Linked DNA regions of Homo sapiens: region 2 is linked to region 1. The links are chromatin contacts, found by Hi-C or POLR2A ChIA-PET in ENCODE. All regions are on one chromosome and are shown on one strand. The core of a region is the stretch at or near the end of the contact, and the rest is flanking DNA. Distances in the headings are between cores, read along the strand shown. Region 1 holds the start of SOCS4 (suppressor of cytokine signaling 4). Region 2 overlaps FBXO34 (F-box protein 34).

Evidence for each region. A loop is a pair of places that touch in the nucleus more often than their neighbours do. ChIA-PET counts read pairs that join two places held with the same protein, here RNA polymerase II (POLR2A). Pooled maps may share reads with other maps.
Region 2: a loop to region 1 is called in a map of naive thymus-derived CD4-positive, alpha-beta T cell, with 2.5 times the contacts of the local background. The contact joins the enhancer-like site here to the promoter of SOCS4 in region 1. A Hi-C loop is called at or near these places in 1 of 168 maps with a recorded cell type or tissue (naive thymus-derived CD4-positive, alpha-beta T cell) and 6 of 50 pooled maps. POLR2A ChIA-PET finds 5 or more read pairs at or near these places in 3 of 52 experiments (activated CD4-positive, alpha-beta T cell, activated CD4-positive, alpha-beta memory T cell and activated naive CD4-positive, alpha-beta T cell).

Annotation. Positions count from the first base shown.
Region 1 is chr14:55,025,402-55,028,999 of GRCh38, forward strand. SOCS4 (suppressor of cytokine signaling 4) reads left to right here and starts at 1,835. Exons shown (of 3, transcript NM_199421.2): 1 at 1,835-2,070. WDHD1 (WD repeat and HMG-box DNA binding protein 1) reads right to left here and starts at 1,698. Exons shown (of 26, transcript NM_007086.4): 1 at 1,627-1,698; 2 at 1,310-1,402. The coding sequence starts at 1,386. RefSeq lists enhancers at 1,520-2,047, 2,048-2,574 and a silencer at 1,676-1,725.
Region 2 is chr14:55,348,052-55,351,649 of GRCh38, forward strand. It overlaps FBXO34 (F-box protein 34), which reads left to right. Exons shown (of 2, transcript NM_017943.4): 2 at 2,330-3,598. The coding sequence starts at 2,340. Among named protein-coding and RNA genes, the nearest start is that of ATG14, 62 kb to the right of the region's middle. RefSeq lists a silencer at 1,561-1,610. Within about 2 kb of position 1,765, at least 2 of the 41 ENCODE cell types and tissues checked have a DNase peak (open chromatin) inside an H3K27ac peak, as active enhancers do.

The DNA.
Region 1 (3,598 bases), core at 585-3,084:
TTCTTTCTCTATACTTAGTCTCTGTGTCTTTTTCTTTCCTAAGTCTCTCGTTCCACCTTACGAGAAACACCCACAAGTGTGGAGGGGCAACCCGCCCCTACACAAACTAATACAGGTATCTTCTAACAGTCTTTCTGCATCCATGAGTGCTCCTTTTCCAATTCATCCTCCATGCATTTTCTCAAAAACAAACCTGATCACATCTCTCTGCTTCAAGCCTTTAATACCTTCTCAGTGCTTTTAGGATAAAACGAGATTCCTTAATAAAGTCCAGAAGGTCTTGGATAGGACATCCATTGCCTAACTTCACAGATTCATCTCTCACTAAACTCTGCATCACTCTCCACATTTTAGTAAGGCTAGTTTTCCTTCAGTTCTTTGAGCATACCATGATCCCTGGCCCCATTGGGCCTTTACACACAGTATTGCCTCTGCTTACTATGCCAACATCACCACCCCACCGCCACCACCACTCATCTCTTTATACTGCTTAATGCCTGCTCCGTCTTCAGATGGCGTCTCAAGAAACACTTGTCCAAAGAAGCCTTCCCTGACTCCTTTAACTAGATGAGCTTCTCCTCATACATGTTTATCACTGCACATATTACTTGTTTCTAAATACACATTTATTTTTGTGATTAATTTGTGTTCAATGCCTGTCAATCCAAAAAGACCTTAAGCTCAAAGGAGGAAAAGACTGTGTCTGGTTCGCTCTATTCTATCTGTAGTCCCCAGCAAAAGAGACACACAAGTATTTTTTCAATGAATCAATCAACATAGAAGCGACAGTGGAAGCCGTGCAATCGAGCAGTAGTGCGTAAGAATGGGACTTGGAAAGATAAAAGGGACCAGAATAACCGTAGGAAAATATTATAGTTTAGGAATCAGAGGAAAAAATTGTTTTAAGCCGTCAAAAAGTTAAAAAAAAATAAGCAAAAAGGGAAATAGCATCACTAAAGGCATGGAAGGATATCATTCCAAACAGAACAGGCCACTGAATTTGACAAGTAGGCAGTAACTAGTGATCTGACAAAATTAATAATGTAAGATGCAGGGAAGGGGAAAATATATGGAGAGAAGCTCGCATCTTTCCAACTCCTCTGGAAGTACGATTATAACTTTGTCGATATACTACAACTACCATGACGGCCCGAATCAAACAATAATCTAAAGAAATATGTGTGCCATTTTAGATTTCAACATTATTCCTCTATCCGCATGAGTCATTTTTAGCTGACTGCACATATAAAGTTTAAGGATAAATGTTTTAACATTTGCACCTAAAACGTTGTTTCTCAAAGAACCTTACCTCCCAGAATCATCAAAACAGACCTCCGTGTGTCCCTCTGTATGCCCATATCTCATTGGCTTCCGTGTGGCAGGCATGTTTTCCTTTACCTATCTGAAAATGTTTTATAAAAGCCAGTCTTATTATTTCAAAAGAGAAAAGCAGCGAGGCTAGGGATAGGAAGAGAGCTTAGTCTCCTCTAGGGCCCGTTCTCCGCAGCCCGGTTTCCCCCACCCGAGTGACACCAGCGGGATAAGGCAGAGGGTCTGTCAGACAATAAGCCGGAAAGGGAACACGCATCTCCTTGGTGGACGCGGGCAGCCGGAGTGGGGACTCACCCGGGTGACCGAGCCTCCGCCACTGAGGATCCACAAGAGCTGCTTCCCGCGCTTCGGCTCGCTCACCACACTGCGCCTGCGCCGACCCGCCCACGCCCAGCGCAGGTCCCGACAGAGGTCGCCGGGTGGTGGCGTCAGCTGCGGCGCCCTCCGCGTGGAAATTAGCCGGTTGCCCGGGCAAATCAGGGAGGAAGGGAGGGAGCTGAACACGGAAGTGGTGGCGGCGCCCAGGGAACCGGCGGAGGCGATGACCGTGACGGCTGGGTTGGGACCGGAACGCCGAAGCGGGGTTGGGGGTGGCAGAAAAGCATCTGCTTTGTAAGACCTACACGAGGTGCAGGAGTGGTTGGGCCTCCCCTCTCCACTTAAGCAAGCGCCCAGACTGATGGCGATGGTGATGGCAGCAGTTACTCGCACAACCCCAGTTAAGCTGCGCTCCGGGAGGTGAGTGGGGGAAGGGTGGCCGCTGCCTGGCCTCGCAGGCCGGGGTCTTGTTCCTGCCCTCCAGGCTCTCCTCCCAGGAAACAATATCCGGATCCCTAAAAGGATCCGGTCTCTTTCTTGGGGCCCAGTTAGCAGACAGATCTTTGAGCATCTTCTCTGGAAAAGAAGGCGAGATCTTCTAGAGCCTCTAATCTTGGCATCCTTCGTGCCCTCACCTTGTCGCTTCTGTAGAGATAAAGAAGGAATGACTTAATTTCTGTTCCGGTTGGTTCTCTTGGTACCTGAAGGTATAATTAATTAATGCTCAATTAATGCTTATTCTTTGCGACTCTATATATCCGTTATGAAGAAAGTAACTTGTGTTCTCTATTCAGATCCCACCTAAAGTTTACTGAAGTGAATATTTATAACCAAAAGAAGAGTTATAACTTAGTAGCCTTGAGCACTTACATTTGATCCATGCAATATCTGCTAAAGTCTTGGCCACTAAGTTTAAGTTTATGCTTTTCTTGTATCTTCATTCTCCATATTGGTACAGCAGCCTGTGATGAAAACCTTCAGAATGATATTCTTTCATTTGTACTTATCTTTGAGAATTTTTCTGCGTTTTTGTGATACCTTCCAGTATCAATCACATTTATTTTATTACCTGAGACGTTTTTCTGTTGAAGAGGTTTCCCTATTGTTTTTTTCAATCTAGTTCCATTGTGAAAAGTTGCAAACACACAGGCAAACCGTCGTGTTCTTACCGTGGGTGGCATTGTGTGAGGCGTTGTTTTTAGTACTAGAGCTCCAGATAGCCTTGCTAGACGCTGAGGTTTGTATATGAATGAAGAGGAAGAATGATTGGCTTAAAAACAACTTGGGATTTGTGGAAAAATAACCCACTGTTGATCTCCCGAAAGAGCAGTGGTACCAGAGATGATGCTTTCTGAGTGACCTAATTTTTTTTTTTTGGAGATCATTTGTTTTTTGGATAGACTGGCTTATAAATTTTTTCGTTCAAGTAACAATATCATTGGCTAGAGTACATAGAGTTCAAGATGAACTCTCATAATATTCGTCTCTATGTTGAATAAAGCGTGGTGAGATTTCTGGTTAGTACTATTCAGAGCTCAGCATAAGAAGAATCTGCAAATTGGAACAAGTTATAGCTACAAAATGCCTTCACTATAATATCTGTAATACCCATGAGACTATGATTGATGTCCACACATCTGTCATTTTCTCTTATCAATCAAGCCATTTGATTCATAGGTTAAAGAACAATTTTCTTTGCAGATTTTGCATGTATGGTAAAAGCTTGAGCCTCCGAGTTTAACAGTCCTGGGTTTTAATTCTAACTGACACATTGTGTGACCTTGAATATGTTCCTTTACTGAAAATCGAATTCCTCATCTCTAAAATGGAGATGACACCTACCTCCGTCGCATTGTTAGAGTATATAGGAGATACTCATGGATGTATAAAAGTAATTGTTATTAATATCTCATGTTACTAAAGGGGTGCTTTGGGTGGGTATTTAGTG
Region 2 (3,598 bases), core at 515-3,014, 320 kb after region 1:
TTTGTAAGACTATACAGTATAATGATAGAAAGCTATTAAAAATGTCACAGTGCAGAAAGGGGGAAGATCTCTACAGATGATTAGGCTATAAATTGCCAAAGATCAGAAAGACCCTGATAAGATCTGTTTCAAAGGTTTTGTTTGGTTGGTTGGTTGGGTTTGTTTGGTTGGGTTTTTTTGTTGTTGTTGTTTTTGGAGACAGGGTCTTGCTGTGTTGCCCAGGCTAGAGTATAGCAGTGTGATCATAGCTTACTGTAACCTTAAACTCTTGGGCTCAATAGATCCTTCTGCCTCAACCACCCCATTAGCTGAGACTACAGGCACGTGCCGTCACACCTGGCTAATTAAAAAAAAATTTTTTTTAGAGATGAGGTCTTGCCGCGTTGCCCAGGCTTTCCTAGTTGAAGCATACATCTTGGACAGCTCAGTGTATTCATCCTCGTTTGCTCCACATTTACTGAGTGCCTGCCATATGGCAGCCTCTATGGTAACTGTTTTCAGATACCAGTTTTAATCACTAGGAATAAACTTGGTCCCAAACTCCTGGCCTCAAAGGGTCCTCCCACCTATGCCTCCCAAAGCACTGGGATTATAGGTGTGAGCCACCATGCCTGGCTCCTATTTCAGGGGTAACTTTTAAAAAACACTTTGTATGCTTTAAATGCAAAATTTCTCTTTATCTGGCTAGAAGATATCAATATCCATAATTCTTTTATCTGAGACTAGAATGTAGGATTTAAAAGTTGAAGGTGAAAGGTAAACTTGTTCCAGACGATCACTTTCATTCTTGGTGATTAAAACTGATAACCTGAAATCAGTTACCACAGAGGCTGCCATATGGCAGGTACCCAGTAAATGTGGAGCAAAGGAGGATGAATATACTGAGCTGTCTGAGATGTATGTGTTCAGCTGCTGTCCCAGTGAGCAAGAGTAGGTGAAACTTCACGTGCTTAGACCTGTAGGTACTATTGCCTCACTCCCACCAAACTGGGACTGCAGATCTTTAGTTTCTAGGTTTATTTTGCAGGAGTCCAGCCATCCCTAGAAAACACTCTTTCCTCAATCCAGGGTGTTTTGTGTAGCAGTGGGCTGTTTTATGTAAATTGTACATTGACAAGTTCATTAGGTTATCTAGTATTTCAGCCCCTCAGTTAACATTTCAGCTGAGACCGAGAGAGGAAGTGACTTGCCCAAGGTAAAATCACCATGTCTAGATAATCACTGATATGGCAGGGACTGGAACACTAGTCTCTGCATGTAATCATCTTTTTGTCTCGTTTCTGAAATAGCTCCCATCTCTACCCCTGGCCAAGGACCAAAACAAGGCACCATCTTTCTGAACTAGTTTAAAATGGTTTTAGAATTAATAAGGACTGTAGGGTCTATATTTAAGATGGTTACAGGAAATTCGACAGTTAAATGTTTCTACACATAGATTATTTAGAAAATCAAGACTAATAGATGGGCAAAGTACACAGGAAGCAAATGAAAAATTGTAAACATCTAAATATTCAGTATTCAGTGGTATGGGAATAGTTTAGGAAGCAATAATTTTCTTTTTTTTTTTTTTTTTTGAGACAAAGTCTCGCTCTGTTGCCCAGGTTGGAGGGCAGTGGTGTGTGCGATCTTGGCTGCAGCCTCTGCCCCTAGGTTAAAGCAATTCTTGTGCCTCAGCCTCTCGAGTAGCTGGGATTACAGGCACGCCCCACTACGCCCGGCTGATTTTTGTACTTTTAGTAAAGACAGGGTTTTCCCATGTTGGCCGGGCTGGTCTTCAACTCCTGTCCCCACGTGATACGCCTGCCTTGTCCTCCCAAAGTGCTGGGATTACAGACGTCAGTCACCATGCCCGGCCAGGAAGCAATAATTTTGATGGGCTGTTTGCAACTAATAAAATGCGAATTGTGATGATTTAGAAAGGGTGTTTAAAAATCTAGTAGGGATCTTGGAGGAGTTCTTTTTATACTTTCCTTTCTTCTGTACTATGCCTAATACTTAGTTGTTTTCAGGAAGTTCAGATTTTTTTTTAATTTAAAAGGTTAAAGTTTACCAAATGTTAACTGAAGTCAGTTTCTGAAGTTCTTCAGTCAAAACCAATTTATTTTCTGTAAAAAAAAAAAAAAAGTACTACACACCATATAAACTGGTAGCTGTTTGTTATTCTTGATATGTGCAGTAAAAACTATCATGAGAGAGTTGGTAAAGATTTAATGAACTGGTAGAACATGTTTTTCTTAGTTGCTAAGAACCATCTGAGCTTAAATTTAAAAACATTTTTTTCTAAAAACAAAATTGGTTTCTGAATCAAATGTGTATTTCTTTCCTATAGGGGCTTTGTTATGCACCTAAAGCCATATTGGAAGCTCCAGAAGAAAGAGCACCCCCCGGAAGTCAGCAGGGAAACGCAGAGAACTCCTATGAACCACCAAAAGGCTGTAAATGATGAAACATGCAAAGCTAGCCACATAACATCAAGTGTCTTTCCTTCAGCCTCTCTCGGTAAAGCATCATCTCGAAAGCCATTTGGGATCCTTTCTCCAAATGTTCTGTGCAGTATGAGTGGGAAGAGTCCTGTAGAGAGCAGCTTGAATGTTAAAACCAAAAAGAATGCACCATCTGCAACGATCCACCAGGGCGAAGAAGAAGGACCACTTGATATCTGGGCTGTTGTGAAACCTGGAAATACCAAGGAAAAAATTGCATTCTTTGCATCCCACCAGTGTAGTAACAGGATAGGATCTATGAAAATAAAAAGTTCCTGGGATATTGATGGGAGAGCTACTAAGAGAAGGAAAAAATCAGGGGATCTTAAAAAAGCCAAGGTACAGGTGGAAAGGATGAGGGAGGTTAACAGCAGGTGCTACCAACCTGAGCCTTTTGCATGTGGCATTGAGCACTGTTCTGTGCACTATGTGAGTGACAGTGGGGATGGAGTCTATGCTGGGAGGCCTCTGTCAGTTATACAGATGGTTGCCTTCTTGGAGCAAAGAGCCAGTGCTCTGCTAGCTAGCTGTTCAAAAAACTGCACAAACTCACCTGCAATTGTGAGGTTTTCTGGCCAATCCAGAGGTGTGCCTGCAGTGTCTGAGTCCTATTCTGCCCCAGGAGCTTGTGAAGAACCCACAGAAAGGGGAAATCTTGAGGTTGGTGAACCACAGAGCGAACCAGTCCGTGTCCTTGACATGGTAGCCAAGTTGGAGTCTGAGTGCCTGAAGCGGCAGGGCCAGCGTGAGCCTGGGAGCCTCTCAAGGAATAACAGCTTCCGTCGAAATGTGGGCAGAGTATTGCTTGCAAATAGCACTCAGGCTGATGAAGGCAAAACAAAGAAAGGCGTCTTGGAGGCACCTGACACTCAGGTGAATCCTGTGGGGTCTGTATCTGTGGATTGTGGCCCTTCAAGAGCTGATCGTTGTTCTCCTAAGGAGGACCAGGCCTGGGACGGTGCTTCTCAGGACTGCCCCCCATTGCCAGCAGGAGTGAGTTTCCACATAGACAGTGCAGAGTTAGAGCCGGGTTCGCAAACTGCCGTGAAAAACAGCAACAGATATGATGTGGAAATGACAGATGAACTCGTTGGGTTACCTTTTTCCTCTCATAC